Regions from separate parts of the Mus musculus genome. Here region 1 is linked to region 2. Evidence: chromatin loops called from intact Hi-C (ENCODE). Cell type or tissue: heart. All regions are shown on one strand.

Region 1 (8,000 bases), 190 kb after region 2:
CATGCTGGCCTCAGGTGCCAGGGATAAGAAAGGTTTGGTGAGTTAACATTAGGAGTGTTAGGATTCCCTCTGCCCCATTTGGGACTTTGAGTGTTCCCTAGTATCATCTTGACCCCCTCCAGGGCAATATCTGAGACAGGATGGACCCAGATGCTACCCATGAAATCCTACTACTTCAGGCTTCAGTGTATTCCCTGCCTGGTGTTCCCAAGTTGGGCCAGGGGAGCGGGGAGAGCACCTTCCATTCCACGTCCCCATTGAAGATTTCACTCTTGGCAATGTCCACGCGATCCCAGGCCACTGCTAACTTGAGCTCATCTAGGTAGTCTTGGGCTTCTTGGCTGTGGCTCTTGCAGGCTGTGGGTGGGGGTGAGTCCCACAGAGCTGGAGGGGAGGGACTAGAACTCTGCGAGGACTTGATGGGGGTTGGCAGCTGCCTCTAAACAGCAGCAAGTGACATAGGACTGAGTGCTCAGGGGCAACACCCCAGAATCCCCTGGACATAGTCTGGAGAGGCAGAAACATGCTCTCGGGAATATAGCAATTTGGCCAGCATCTTCTTGCCCAAGAGCAGGACAAGGCTGTACATTCTCATACAAGCACACTTCTTCCATGGGAATGCCTGACACTTTCACTGGAGACCACAGTTACCAACAAGCCCCAGAGTGAAGACCAGCAGGCTTTTGCCTCCATGGGAGTGTGACTCACTGAAAACCACATGTGGTCCTGTATCTCTTCCTGGGCCTCACTATCTCAGGCAGGGGAATGACCAAATCCAGAGCTGCCCCTTTATAGTCTGGGCTGACTGTGAGATTACTATGTAGCCGATTTGCTTGAGCAGCCAATCCTCCTGTCTAACAGGTAGAAGCTATGACATCTGGTTTATGTGGCATTGACATTGAACCCAGGGCTTTGTATATGGCACACAAACATTTTACCAAATGAGCCACATCCGCAGCCCCCGATGCCCCAGGCTCTCTTAGAGTGGCCCCTTCCTCAGGTATGTCCCCATCCCTTCCCCAGCATGGTCTCTCCCAGATTCCAGCCTGTGCACACGTGCTCCAGGTCTGCCCTGCCACATGGACAAGCCTGGGTGACAATCCAACATATCCACCAGTGGATGAATGTACAGACCTATGGAACATCTACACAGTAGACATCAGAACTCAGCCATAAAAAGGGAGGACTTCCGGGCACAGACTTCCAAGGGGATGGGTCTGTGGGCAGAGTGCTTCAAGAAGGAAGCTGGGTACAAATAACATGGACTGTAATTCCATTTATGTAAACTGGCCCTAAAGCCCACATTCTTAGACAGAAAACAGGGGACTATTACCTGAGGACAAGGTGAAGTTATTGCTAAGGCAATTGGATGTGTGTGGGGTGGGGTGGGGGTGGGGTTAATAGAAAATTTCCAGAACTGGGGATGGTTACAATGCCCTGAGGCTAGATTATAAGCTACTGAACTGAACACTTCATGAATTTGTAAGTCATCTCTCCTACCTGGGAAGGGCTGACAGGTATCCCCTGTGAACACTGCTAAGTCTGCAGCCTCTGAGGGCAGGTCTACTTGGCTCACCTTTCACAAGTGCCTTGAGGATGACAGTGTCCAGGTCCTCCGAACCCTCCTGCTCGAAGTCATATACTGTGAGCAGGTGGGGGTGTGCAGCAATGTTCTGTAACTAAGACCAGGAAGAAGCCTTGAGATCTGAATATGTCCTGGAAGAGTCCTCAGATGGACCACTTTGCCCCTGCTGACCCACAAACCTAGCTCAGAACTGCCTACCAGGCTAGTTGTCTGGTCTCTCTGCTACACAAGGACCTGGATAATTCTGAGGTATATAGGAAGAGAGGTCATAGGCTAGGCCCACAGGACTTTCAGAAAGAGCATCCCCACCCAGGGGAGGCTGGGAGGACAGAGGCAGCCCCAGCAGCACATACCAGCTCTGTCCAGTGTACAATGGCTTCCCAAGAGAAACACTCGCTGGGGAATTTCTCTCTGAACTGCTTCTCAGCCACCTGGGGCACCAGGAGATGAGGCTGGCTCACCAGGGCAGCGAGTACATCAGCAATGCCACCAGAACCTGCCAGGATCAGCCATGGGGCAGCCTGCTCCACTGCCCTGGAAATCCTCTGGGGGAGGCAAAGAAGGTGACACCCAGATGAATGCTTAGGAGGTGCCTTAGCCCTCCACACCACCCTGTAGATGCCCTGAGAAACTACCATATCCTTCAGGGCTCCAGCCAGGGGAGGGGGAGTTCTTTTCTTTCTGCCCTTACCTCTAGGGTGTTGGGGTCACCATTGACCAACAGGCAAAGGACAGGTATCTGGATGCAGCTGGTGCCTGTGGGCAGAGCAGCCATGAGGCCATTTGATGCTCAGAATGTGAGAACTCAGGACCATCTCCAACTCCAACTTCAGGCATCCTTGGGTGCCATGTTTCTGCACGCCCTGGCCTGGCCTGGCAAAAGCTTTTTTTTCCCCTAATCTAGTCTTTAAAAACAAATTTTATTTATTTATTTATTTATTTAATGTATATGAGTACACTGTAGCTGTCTTCAGACACACCAGAAGAGGGCATCAGATCCTGTTACAGATGGTTGTGAGCCACCATGTGGTTGCTGGGAATTGAACTCAGGACCTCTAGAAGAGCAGTCAGTGCTCTTAACCGCTGAGCCATCTCCCCTGCCCCAAGTCTAGTCTTAATTTTGAAATATAGTTTAGGGTGATCCCCTGCTTGCATCTCTAGAGTGCTAGAGTTACAGGCATGTGCCACAGAGCCTGGTTTATTCTGTGCTGGGGATTAATCCCAGAGCATTGTGCACAAAAGGCAAGCACTCTACTAACTGAGCTACATCCCCAGCCCACAGTGGCTTTTCCCCCCCAAGGGTGAACCCAAACCCAAATAGTGTATCAAATCCCTGAGCTGTGGGCCCACACCTTACATCTGCACTGTCCAGAGCTGGCATTAAACACAAAGTAACTTAAGAGAAAAGAAGCCTAGTTGTACCTGCCACAGCCCAAAAGCAGATACACTGTGGCTAGGTAGTCACTCTATAAGCATAGGACAGAGTTGCTCTGCATTGTAAGAGACACACCAGGCCAACAAACGGTCAAAAGCTGGTGGGATCAGACCCAATCTGCAGTGGTTCTATTGAGACCTTTGTGGTATCAAACACAGATCTGTTTCCACTGTTAAAGTGCACTGGCTTTACCAAAAATTTCTAAGCAATGACATTGTAGCTTATAAATATTTTTTTGTCCCTTAATATTGTCCTAGTATCTCTCTTTCACACCCACCATTAGCCACAGATATACCCATTCCCTCAGGCAATTCTGCTCCCTGGTGGCAGTAAAGGGGACTGCACCTCTGGGAAGACTATTGGCTATCAGAGTCTGCAGCCAGAGCAGCACCATTTAAAACAGTGGCAACTGCCCTGTCGTCTGCCCAGGAGGTAGCTGCTGCCTAGCCAAGGTCACACTGCCCAGCTGTGTCACTCTTCCATCCCACACCAACAGCTCTTCTTCCCTGGCCTTGTACACTCAGGCATGCAGGACCCTCCCCCACTTCCTGGAAGGCCTTTTCCCGCTCTCTCTATAAAGTTCTTACTGGTGTGTGCCACATCTCCATGTCTACATCCCCAAGATGCTGTAGATGGGCAGCTAGAGCAAGCCTTACCCCCATAACCTGTCCTCTGCTGAGAGATGTGCTTCTCCAGGCTCAGCTGCAGCTCTGTCAGCCCGTCGTTCCCACTCCCAAGGGCGCCTGACTCCACAAGGATGAAGTGGGAGAGATTGCTGTCCAGGGGGCAGAGGGGTCCCTGAATGTTGCCCTCATCTGCTGGGTAGTGGATGGGAGTATCCTCCTGTGCCAAGGAGAGAGGGGGAGGCAGAGACCTCAGGAGCAGCTTGGGCTGGGCCTTGCTGTGCTGTGCACGCCATGCTGGGGCCCTGGGAGAGGCTTCAGCAAGGCCTCAGAGTTCCCACCCCTCAGGCAGAGGGAGGCTGGACCGCTGGGCCAGGGGGCCTCCCTGGAATGAGTGAACCATGGAAACAGCTGGGGCCAGGGCTTTGCAAGCTCCACCTTCCAGACTCTTCTGGGCTGGGGTCCAGACTTCACCTCAGTGGGGCCTCCTGGGCTTCTCATTGGTTCTGCCTTACACAGACCACAGGGTGGGGGGGGTGTGTATGAATACCAGAGAGCCAAAGCCACCTGGCCAGGGCTTTCTGGGACTTGAGGACAGCCGTCCAGCCAGGCTGGGCCTAGAGCGTTATAGGTCTGGCTTTCCATAGGGAGTACAGCAGGTTGCCACTCTTATTCCTGAGAGATGCTGCCACCTGGTGGGAAGTTTTGGGCCCATGGAACCCACATCTTCCCACTGCAGCCCATCCTCCCACCTCTCACCTCTCAATAGTTTCAGGGCCTCTCGGAGTGGCACAATTCTTCGGCCTGCCTATGGCTTCCTCTACCCACCCAAGCTCACTAAACCCTATCAGCTGTGGTCCTGTGAACCTGTCACTAACCTTTTGGTGGACACCATCTAGAAGTTGACGGTGAAGGATTCGATCCAGAGAGGCCATTCCGATGGCCACTACACGGATCTTGGTGGATGTGCTAGCCAGAGAGTGATCACGTACAGCTTGTCCAACATGGCGGGCCAGGCCCACGTGGAGGGCACTGGTCAGGATCCAGGCACCTATGGGAGGGGGAGAGAAGGGTCCTGGAGTCCTCACAGCTGGCTGACCAGGGAATCAAGTAGTGGAAAATACTTTTTTTTTCTTTCCTCCAGACAGGTTTCTACAATGCAGGCTATTCGTCAACTTAAGTCATTCCATGTGTTCCGTGAACTGGAAATACAGTATGTACCACCGTGCCCAGCTACAGGGAACACTTTCAGACTGACGGGAATAGTAAGGCTCAGGGGGGATATATGTGTGGCAGACAGTGACCTTTTCCAAGATTTATCCTAGATGCTGTCCTGCAGCTTGTTCTGGGCAAGGATCTAAATGACAAAGGTCTCATCTGCATCCAACTGTAAACTATTCCTTTATTATAACCACTTCTGCAATGAGAGAGACTCAGAACTTCTGACCCCCTTGTGGGTGTATGTTCATGTGTGCAGCACACCTGTGTCAGGGGACGGGTGTATGTGGAGGCCAGAGGTGCCATTCACCTTGTCTCTGTAAGATGGTTTCTGATGAACCTGAAGCTTACTGGTTGGGCAACTCTGGAAGGCCACTGTCATATGCTACAGGGACTTGCCTGTTTTCCCCTAGCACTGGGACTACAAGCACATGCCTCCATGTCCAACTTCCTGTGTGGGTGCTGGGAACTGGGACTCTTGTCTTTAGCCATTGAGTTATCTCACTATGTTGGTTAGTTTTAATTTCTTTGTAAAATTATTTAAGTGTATGTCAGTATATGCATGGGTGAAGCTGCCTGAGGAGATCAGAGGTGTTGAGTCTCCCTGGAGCAGGAGTTACAAGCAGCTTCCAGCTGCCTGGCGTGGGTGCTGAGAACAGACCTGCAGATCCCTGCAAGGGCAGCACATGCTTGCTTTTGAGCATCTCTCTGATGCTTAGTTCCATCAACTTGAAACAACCCAGAATCACCTGGGAAGGGAATCTTAGCCTCGATCAGATGAGCCAGTGGGTGTGTCTGTGATGGATTGTCTTGGTCGTAAAGTGATGTGGGAAGACCTCACCCACTGAGGGCAGGGGGAGCCAGCCTTACCTGTGCTCTGAGCTGCTTTCACCAGCCCCTTGCGCAGGACATCCCGAAGCCACGACTTCATAGCCAAAGGTCGTTCCTCACCCACCAGGGACACCACCAGGTTGGGGGCTGGCAGGTGCCACTCGGTGAGCAGGAGTTCAAAAAGCACGGAGGGGGCCACACTGCTTGGCACCTTCACAAACTGCAGGGTAAGGGGCTGGTGGGTTCCAGGTGGTAGACAGCACTGGGTTGTGGGACTCTGATCATGGGGGAGGAGGCTGGGCTTATGGAACAGGGCAGGCCACAGGAGGCAGGCTTTAGACATTCCCTCCTTGGGGCAAGGCTTCTGTGTGGTATAGTCATTGCAATATATCCTCCCCCTGTGAGTGGAGAGTGAGGCAGGAGTCCTGAACCTCAAGGTTCTCATTATCACCAGGGCAGGAAGCAACTCTCGACTTTTGTCCATCTGGTCAGGGTCTCTGCACTCAGCTCATAAGGAACGGACACAGAGTGAGCAGGCCCCAGGACTGGGCTTTAAGGACGAAGTAAGACTTGGGGATTCCAGGCATGGTGGACTTCACTCAGGCATGTATTGCCCCTACCTTGCCTCGCTTCTTCCCAGACCCTCCGAAGTTGATCTCTCCCCTGCATAGGATGGGCTCCCAGCCATCCTCAGTATCTGGGGGGCTGCCGGGGCAGGAGCTCTGGGTTGTTTGCATGGTGGCTTTCCTGTGAAACATATATATGATGGAACCCACAGGATGGACTAGCCACCCTCTTCTCCTCTTCATAAGGAAGACCTGTCCCATCTGGCATGTGAGGCAGCTGCCCATCTCCTGGCCCCACCTGAGCTCGACCTCCCTCTCAGTAGCTATAACTAAAGTCAGGCTCCTTCTCCACTGGGTGTGGGGGCACAGCAAACCCACCTGCCTGTCTCTGTTTCCCACACTTAACCAAACTCCGGGCATCTGGATTCTAACACACTCATCACCGTTCTCAGAGGCTTTTGCAGGGGGTTCCTGGAAACCTCCAAAGACAGTAGGGAATTCATTTCCCCAACCCATGGGAGCTATACCCTAGACTGCTCCAGACAAAGTCCCAGGGTTTTTTGCCTGGGTAGTTAGGTGAGAAGGCAGTTGATCTAGTTCAGAGGACAGAGTGCAGGAGAGGAGGGACCTGGTAGAACTGGAAGTCCAGGGTAGGAAAGGTTAGGAAGGGGAAGCAGGAACAGAAGGCAAGAAGAAAGTCCAGGAAGGGAAGTCCACTGGGGGTGCAGGTGAAGAGGGCAGGGGGAAGAACAGGTGGAAGCAGGGAGAGAAAGACCCCACCAGGCTCTTCCCTCCACATTCCCACCGTGGTAAATAGAGGATGAAGAGGCTGCCTGCAGCATCCCTCACCCTGGCTGAGCTCAGGTCCTCTCCCACCCACCCAGGCAGGCTAGGCCCCTCAGCCCTACCCTTCACTTCAGGGACCTGTGTGGTATGCAGCTGGGTTCCCTAACCCCTGTGTTTCTTTGATGAATGTCAAAACCCCTTCCTATTCATTGTGGTCCTACTTCACCATGCCTTGGATCCTAAAGTAGGTGTCCAGCCAGGGAGGAAGAACATACTGAAGGCCCTCCCTTGGCTCCACTGTAGGTAGAGACCTGACATGACATGGGAGAGCACTTTATATACCACTTCCCAGGTCTTCATGGCTGTCCCATGTGCCCAGCTTTGGGGTGCCCACATGATAGCACTTCAGAATCTGTACTTTTTACAGTGGGATACCTGTGCACATAGGGGGCTGAGAAGGAGGGGTATAGGATGGTATAAATTATGAGGGGACTAATTCTCAGCCTCTTGTGGCTAACCTGGACAGAAGTTGAGTCAAGGTTCTCCCTACACACCGCTGGAGCCAGCATGCTTATAGTGTGACTCCCAAAGACAGTGTATCTCAAAAGATACACCTGATCCCTAGCTCCTGGTACTGTACATTGTGACCTTCTACAGAAGTTCAGGCTTTGCAGATGTGAACTGATGTTTACCTCCGATGAAGGTTCTGCAGATGACTGGCTCATTAGAATGTCTTAGTTATGGAAGCTGAAATGTTACAGATTCTCTAGCTAAATTATCTTGGGCTGTCTTCAGCACACATTTATTACCAACTTCTATTGTCAGAACATCCATCTTCCAGGCAAAAACCTTTAGCCTGTATTCTTAGCAAACCTCAAGGTTCCTTCCACCAGCCCAAATGCCAAAAATGTCATCAGACAGCATCTGAGGCCTATAGCAGAAATTGCTCCCTTAGC
Region 2 (8,000 bases):
CTGGGGCTTAATAAGGGCCTCAGACCATCCTTCATTCTTAGTGAGACAAAGACATTTTTCAGAGTCTCAGTGGTGCCTAGGTCATTCTCTAGATGTCATGAGAGCCTAAGTCTTTTCTCAGGGTCTCACTGTGGGTAAGGGCTTTCTAGAGTTTCCCTGAGTCCTAAAGCTTTCTTCCATGGTCTAAGGTCAAAGGTCTTCTACCATATCTCTCTAGGTTCTCACTGAACCCTTACTAAAGGTCTCACTAGATTCTTATTGAACCCTTAAGGTCTCACTGGATTTTTAAGTCGTCCTTGGAGCCTGGCATAAGCCAGTATCTTTTCTCAGAATCTCACTGGGGCCTAAGGTGTTCCAAGGACCTCACTGGGGGCTAAGGTCTTTCGAGTGTCTCAAGGATTTCCCAAGATCCTACTCTGGCCTACAATCTTCCCCCATATCTTTGAGAAGGCAAAAGGCCTTCCACAGGATCTCACTATGGATTATGGCCTGACCCTGGACCTCACTGGAAACTAAAACCTTGACAGAGTTTCAATGGCACAAAAGCCCTCCCTACTGTAACAAATTAAGGTCTTCTCTGGGTTTCACTATGACCCAAGACCTTCCCCAGCTTCTTATTGGAACCTAAGACCTTCCAAGGGTCTCTTTGGTGACCAAGGTCTTCCCTGGGGTCTCTTTGGAGTCTAAGGCTTTCCCAAGGTCTCTCTGGGGCCCATGGCCTTCCTTGGGGTCTCACTTAAGTCAAAGATCTTCATTGATTCCCAAGACATTTCACGGGGTTTACTGGGACATAAGCCTTCCCCTGGGACTCATTAGGTGTGGTGTGGGTGGGCTACAGCTCTTGTGTTTTGCCAGCCTTCTTCATCCCTCTGCCTACTTGCTAGGTGCCTATGACTCCTGGGCACAGGGAGAGGGTCTGGTCTACAGGCCTTGTCAGAGGCTATACCCTGTGACTGTCACTCCTTGCCCTGGTCTCCAGCTTTGTGTTGTTAGTCCACACTTCTGGGACAGCTCATCTGGGGCCTTGTTCAACCCTCCAGCACTGTTTGAGAGCTCAGAATTGGCAGGGAGATAAAACCAGTAACTTCTGTCTGGTCTAGAGTGTCCAGGAGACTGAATTGGACGAAAGAGATCAGAGAGAAGCCTCCAAATGAAGCCAGGGCATATACAAGTGCTAGGAGCTATCATTGTGGTGACACAGAGGCCAGGAACACTCCTGGAGACCTTTCCTTCCTTTATTGAGATAATAATCAGGGTAGAATACAGCATGAAGGGCAGGAGGAATGCAGGACCATCCTGGAGCGCATGCAGTAGTAAGATGTGGTTGAGAAGCAGTGGAGGAGGGGGACCAAGAGCAGCCCATCAAAGGGTCCAGCCACACACATGGGAAAGCCTCTGGGCCAGGAAAGGTTGGAGAAGGGGCTGGGAACTTTGGGAAAGGCCCCTGGCACCTGTGGGTGGTACCCTATGCATTTAGCTAATGGCACTCAGTGCTTGGGTCAGGGTGTGCAGCTCATCCTGGACCCCCTCTAAGGAGCGCCGGATGGTGTGAGGACTGTCCAGTACATCAATGGCCAGGGTGTACGGGTCAAACTTCACAGAGAATGGGCGCTGGATACGAGAGGCATAGTTCCTGTGTGTGGGGGGGGGGGGAGCCAGTATGAATCCTTCAATCACAGGAGATTGGATATGGGCATGAGAAAGCAGGCTAGAGTTAGGTAGCTCCAGATAGGATCTGCAATCTCCAAGGGCAATGGGGAAATGGCTTTTCTGAGTTTCCCAGACCCCTAAAGCCCATTCTAGACACCCAGGAGACTAAAGCCTCAGCGATTCTTGTGGGTAGGCCTCTGCAAAGCACCCCGTTTCTCAGCTGGGCTTCTTCCTTCGGGAAGCTCCCCGTGACTGTGTGCCCTAGAGAGTCCCTAAACTGGAGTGGACATGCCAGATGAGCACAGCAGGCTGGGAGAAGTGATAAGCACCAACCTACCAGTCTCCTTTCTCCTCTGCAGACCCCTGTATAACTGTGTCTCCTGCCTTTGGGCTGCCACTCCCTCTATAATCTTTGCCCTCGTGGCAGCTCTTACCTGCCACTCTGCCTCTTTTTCTCTCTTATCTGTCCCCATCCCACTCCAGCCCGTGCTGCTGAGAATGAGAGACTCAGGCTCTGCTGAGGCACAGACAGCTGGCCTGGACCTGACCTTGACTTTGCCTTGACCCTATGCTGCTGGTCTCTCTCTTCTCGGACTTTCTGATGGGAGCAGGGCACTCCATACCCTCACCCCCCAGCCCTGGTCTCCTTTGCTGAGGGGCCAGGAGCAGGGTAATCTCAAGCATGAACTCTTGTTACAAGGGGGTGTTGCTGAGTGTACTAAATGGGCTCTCAAGTGAAGACAAGGCCTGGCTTGCACTGGTGAAGCTGGGCAGGGCTGACTCCTGATGGCTCCACCCACCTGAGCTTGTCCTTGGCATCACTGAAGCTCTCTGACACGAAGTACACCGGCTGGTAGGTTTGATCTTGGTAGGGCTGCACGGCTGCTGTGTCTGGGTCAAAGGCCCGGACCTCGGGCTCCTCTGACAGGGAGTGCTAGAAAGAGGCCACAGGTATCACACCCAAGCAGCGCTCAAGGCAAATGGGTGCCATGGGTGTGGGGCTCCCCCCTCCCGCAGGGTTCTGGGCTACTGTACAGTGGGGTCTGGCCAGAGGCATACACTCTCTAGAACAGCCTGAATCTCAGACCTGAGCCAAGGACCCTTCTGATGAGAGCAGGGCCCTCCACACCCTGATCCTCCAGCCCTGATCTCCTTTGCTGGGGGCTGGGAGCAGGGTAATCTCACCAGGAGCTCTCCATAGGAAGACAGCAGCCCTGCACCGTAAGCCTTCAGCTCCCCATTCTGTTTACACAGCCCAAACTCCACAGTGAACCAGTACACCTGCCAGATAATCATAAGGATCACCTAAAATGCCTGGTGCCGCGCATAGCCCCTCTGTGTGTAGCACCCACAACAGGTAAGGCTGTTCTTGGGGACAGAAAGAAAGGTCTGAACTTCCCCCCCCCCCCCCCCCCAGGGCTCTGAAAACGAACCGTGGAGAGTTTTTCAATTTCTTCATCTGAAGCCCCCAGAGATGCAAGTCCAATGTCCTGTGGGTAGAGAAAGAGGCTAAAGTATGAAAAGACGCTGCTCTGACATTGTGCTTGAGGCAAGGGCACTGGATGCTACTTCTCCAGGGGACCCTGCAACATACACTTCACCACACGCCAAGTCAGCCAAGAGCTCAGGGCCTGCAGTTCCCAGAATTACCAGCAGGTGGCATCAAACCCCACAAAAATCCCTTTCCCCTGGGACTTGTGTTACTAGTTAGTCCCTCCCTGTTACAGAAACAGTCTCTGCTTCGGTGTTTGGCTACCTACAAGTCCCATGAATCCATGAAGACACACTGTCTAGCTGGAGGAGTACCCCAACAAGTAAAACTTTTGAATCTCTGGCTCAACCAAATAACCTCTGGTTTCTGCGTTGAGGCCCTAAACATACCTGGGAGAACTGGGCAAATGTGCGGTCAGCCAACATGGGTACGTGTCCCAGCAGCTCGTGGCAGCAGTCTCTGTGTGAGGCCACGAGAAAAGGAAGATGGAATGGGAAGGCTCTCTGTCCTTCCCCGGAGACAAGGAAACTTTAGCACCTCCACACCTCTGCCATCATTGCACACGGATATTACTGGGCAACAAGTTCAGGGTCCTCTGCCCTAGGCAGCATACTCACGGCTCGGGTGAGTGCATAGGTGAGGAGGCATGACGGATGTACTGTGTGCACTGAAACACACGGAAGGCCAGACTGGCCAGAAAATCACGGGCAGACAGTAGACCGGCCACGGGTCGCAGCTGGAAGCCAGTCCGTTCTGTAAGGGACCTCGCATCAGAAATAGCACAGGGGATGCCCCTCCCTGCCCTACTTCCTCTGCATCTCACCCTTCAAGAAGTGAGACACATCCTCCAGCTGTGGAATGCTGTCCTCTCGGTAGCCACAGTACCGTTCCAGAAGCTGGAAAGCCTCCAGGTGTTCCCGGCAGGCATGGGTAGCATAGAGGCCCTTCAGCGTGGCGTATACCTCCTTCCTGTAGGCCACAGGGGCTTAGGGAATTACTAGCTGCTGGGGTTCTTCTCCCCATGACCACCCCATGGACGCTTTGCCTGCTTCCACCATCCTCCTGAACTGTGGGCCCCCATCAATACATAGGGCATTCCTGTGGTTTGAGGGAACCCAGAGGCTGGGAAAGGGCCGATAGCGACATCTCTGAATGACCTGATTATTTTGGGCCACTGGAAGCCCCTCTTCTAACTGGCTTTAGTCTCTTCTTCTATTGTACCAAAGTTTCCAGAGATGGCCCTCACAGACAGGGATTCTGGGAACCGTCTCCCTGGCTCTTCTCAAGCCCAGCCCTCCCTGCCCAACCCAACCATCAGCAGGGTCTTACCAGGTAGCAATTTCCTCCTTTGTGTATTCCACGTGGGGAATTGGCTCACCCCTGTGGAGGGGATCAGTGGTCAATAGGGCAACCCCCCTCCCGCCATCTCGGAGAGTAGGAAAGATGGGGTGAGAGGCTTCGTTTGAAGCTGTATCAGCTGTTCAGAGGCCTTTGGAGTATGGAGTGGACTGGTTTGGGTACACTGACCCAAACCAGCTGCTTAGCCTCTCTGCCCCAGTCTCCTTAGCTGTGACTAAGAATAATGCCAAGCACAGAGCAGAGACAGACAAGCTGACATGTAAAGCTGTGTGACAGCTAACCAGTCACCTCCTCCCTCCTCTCCTCCTCTCTCTACAGTCTGGGGACTCTGCCCCACAGGCAGGCTCCTTACTGCTTGTATTGGAAGGCAATCTCTGCAATCAGCTTCCGGCGCTGGCGATACGCCTGGTCAGAGAAGCCCTGATGGCCAAGGAACACACATCAGGAGGAAGTTGGGCATTCCCTGCTCCAAAGACCAGGGTCAGTCCCTACCTGTGCCCACCCCACAGGACTCAGCTCTGGGACACAAGCTCACCGGATGGTCCAGGTCCAGGTCAGGGTCAAACTTGGTGACCAGGTGGTGACACTTATCCAACTCTGACACTTTCCTTGGGAACCAGGGAACTTCACAAGCAAGAGAGGCAAAGGGGCCCAGGTAAGCATGGGTCCATAATAAGGTTTGGCCATGCTGGGTCCAGCCTCCCCCAGGGACCTCCTAGAGGGCAGAGTTTACTAGGATTCATGAAAAAAAAGTAGAAGGTAGAGCCAGCGTGGTGGTCCAACTCTGTGGACACTTCAGGGTCGTCCCCCCCGCCCAGCAGGATACTCTGCCTCCCACCCCCAGGCCAGGGACAGAAATCCATCCTCACCCTTGTCCTCTCTGGCACTGCGCACATCGTCAGACACCCGACGCACAGAACTGAGGAGGGCAGCCAGGTCGCCACTGGGCACCTCGAAGCGCACAAAGTACTCCAGGTGGGGGCTTCCTGCCAGTGGCCTCTGGGCAGGCCGGGTCTCTAAGTGGTGGATTTTGGCTTCAAATGTCTTCAGGAGCAAAAGCAGGAAGAGAGAGAAGGAGAGAGACAGATGGGGAAGGAGCAATGGAGAGAGGGTGGAGAAGATGAAGAGAGAGAGATGATGACAGGTAGGGAGAGATGGAGAGACATAATAGTGGGAATGAGGGAGACGGAGGACCCTGGTAGGCACTGTCAGTTGTTTGCTTGTTCGTTTGGTTTTTGTTTGTTCGTTTGGTTTTTGTTTTTACCCTTGCCTATGAATTTTGAAGGTGTCAAAATCCAATAGATTGGATTTTGTCTTGTGTATCCATCCAGGAATCATCACAGCTGTGCCTTTGGTCCCCTTTCTGGACAGTTCTGTTTGTCTAGAAAGCATAGCAGAAGGCGCTATCCCCTAATGGTCTCAATTTGACTTACTGGCCACGCCCAAAGGCCTGGATCACACTCCACCATATCAAGGACACAAGTCTCAGGCCATGACAGGGTAAATAGGAAACTCAGGACTGGTGGACAGGGGTCAACTTCATCTTCACCTTCTGTTGCCCAGCAACAAAACACTTAGGCCAGGCTGTCAATTCTGGGAGCTCACAGGGTTCTGGCTTTAATGTCATTTGAGAGTTTTTCTGGGGCAGGGGAAGGGGGGCAGGTCATTAGCCAAAGCAACAGTGTAATCAGCTGCTTCATTGACCCCTGGGCAGCTGGGTAAGAGGCTGTGTATATATAGCAGTGGGTGTCAGGGAGCTGAGATTAACTGGAGGAGCTGAAAGGTAGTCCCTGAGACCCAGCCTCTGATGGCCTGAGCAGCCATATTTCAGCCCTGGCGGTGGGGGGAGGACACAGACATTCTTACATATCTTATGCATGCTACCCCGGAAGGCCAAGCCAACCCACCTCAAACACTTTCAAAGCCCGAGACAGTGAGGAGGGTTTTGTACCCCTCAAGGAGAAGAGCAGGTTGAGAACAGCATTTCCATCCCTCTCCTCGAATACCACAGCCTCCAATGGGTTCCCAGGTTCCGCGGAGGCTACCGCAGCCGCTGCTGCAGCTGCTGCTGCCTCCCGCTCCTTGCGGGCATCCTCGATGAGACTCTGCCGCCGTCCAATGAACCTTGGGGACTGAGAGTCAAGAGACATGCCTGTATCTCCATGCTGCTGCCTCTGCTGATCCCGCCTCCAGGGCTCTGGTCAAACCACTGGGTGCCATGTAGGAGTGGAGGACTAACATGCTAATCAGTGTTCTGACAGGGCATGGTGGGTAGCTAGGGCTGGAGAGCCATGGCAGAACTGGAAAGCAGGGGCTCCTAGCTGCCATCTTCCCAAGATAGAGGTGCCCTGTCACCTACCTCCCAGGCTTAGACCTAACTGAATTAGTGATAGAGGGCTGTGACTCAGGTTGTTTTTCCTGATGTATGTGAGCAGCGCCCAGAGACTGTAGGAGCACAAAGCCTCAGACCTCATGGGGAGTGAATAGCTTGGGTGGTCCATTCAGGTAGAGAGCACTGTACACAGCTTAAACAAGCATCCTTTCCCTCCCAACTCTCTGAGAGGCTGAGCCCTGTGGACACATCATCATTGAAAAAATAAGTGGTTCTTAGCCAGGTGTCCTGTCTAGGCTGTCCTCCTACCTGGAAATAGCCCCCTCAAAATGTCTCCCCCTCCTCCCTTGTCTGAGTACCTCTGTATGGACTCCACTGGCTCTGTGTCTGCCACAGCTGTGAACCAGTATTCCTAATCCCCCAACACTCAGAACTACCTGGACTTCAGAGAGGAGAAGCCTGAACTCTAATCTGGGAGTTGAACTCCCCAAAAGGTTCTGGGTCCTGGGTTCTAGGAACGTCCTAGTCATGGGGAGAAACATGCCCTCTGGAGCCCCCTCCGGACCTCCAGCAGGACACTGTGAATACAGCCAGAGCCCCAGGCTCGCTGGGGAGAACATGAGACAGGGTGGTTCCCAGGGAGCTGAGAAGAGAGTCATGCAGCTAAGAAGTATGAAGGGGCACTTTTGACCCCACAGTTGTCCCCGGAGAAGTGCCTACAAATTAAATTTCTAAAGGTCACACTGGTTTCATTAAGGTCTCTGTCAACCCAGGGCAATAGTTAGATGGGGCCCCAAGGATAATCTGAAAGCCCTTCTTATGAGCTGATTCTCCCCCTGCCCCCGACAAAAGGGACTGTTTGATGTCTTGGTAGCATCTCCCCTTGGTCCCTGTGGCTTCCTAAGTCCTACTCTTAGGGAACACCGAAGCAGACTGGTGGAAGGTGAGAAGGGAAAAAGGAGACACAGAGATTTTCCCAGAGTTTGGGGGGCTGAAGAGGTATGGTAGAACCTGGGCCCCATTTGCACAGGACAGCATCAGGCAGACCAGCCATTTGCTGACCAGGTGTGCTCAGAAGTGTGTATTACAGGAACACCACACTCTATGACAGGCAAGGCTAGAGAACCCAAGGGAGCAGATGAGTAGGGAGGGCTACTGGGGGGACTT

The links. Peaks named below come from ENCODE experiments on the same cell type or tissue, not always from the same donor. Only the 100,000 strongest peaks of a DNase experiment are listed, where the experiment ranks them.
Region 1: it touches region 2 in a loop (7-fold over the local background); 31 of 42 quality-filtered maps call a loop at or near these places.

The regions. Positions count from the first base shown.
Region 1 is chr7:143,083,180-143,091,179 of GRCm38, forward strand. Trpm5 (transient receptor potential cation channel, subfamily M, member 5) reads right to left here. Exons shown (of 25, transcript NM_020277.2): 2 at 6,313-6,439; 3 at 5,732-5,912; 4 at 4,522-4,694; 5 at 3,677-3,863; 6 at 2,277-2,341; 7 at 1,939-2,130; 8 at 1,577-1,679; 9 at 239-357. The coding sequence starts at 6,429. Among named protein-coding and RNA genes, the nearest start is that of Trpm5, 7.5 kb to the right of the region's middle. In heart, CTCF peaks have their summits at 3,364 (motif pointing left) and 4,337 (motif pointing left); DNase peaks (open chromatin) are centred at 3,432 and 4,102; H3K27ac peaks cover 871 bases; H3K27me3 peaks cover 2,986 bases.
Region 2 is chr7:142,891,558-142,899,557 of GRCm38, forward strand. Th (tyrosine hydroxylase) reads right to left here. Exons shown (of 13, transcript NM_009377.2): 2 at 6,409-6,633; 3 at 5,371-5,545; 4 at 5,037-5,125; 5 at 4,854-4,921; 6 at 4,472-4,522; 7 at 3,966-4,111; 8 at 3,760-3,895; 9 at 3,532-3,601; 10 at 3,084-3,140; 11 at 2,836-2,931; 12 at 2,451-2,584; 13 at 1,222-1,633. The coding sequence ends at 1,474. Among named protein-coding and RNA genes, the nearest start is that of Th, 4.4 kb to the right of the region's middle. In heart, a CTCF peak has its summit at 3,294 (motif pointing right); DNase peaks (open chromatin) are centred at 3,304 and 4,084; H3K4me3 peaks cover 724 bases; H3K27ac peaks cover 1,089 bases; H3K27me3 peaks cover 6,242 bases.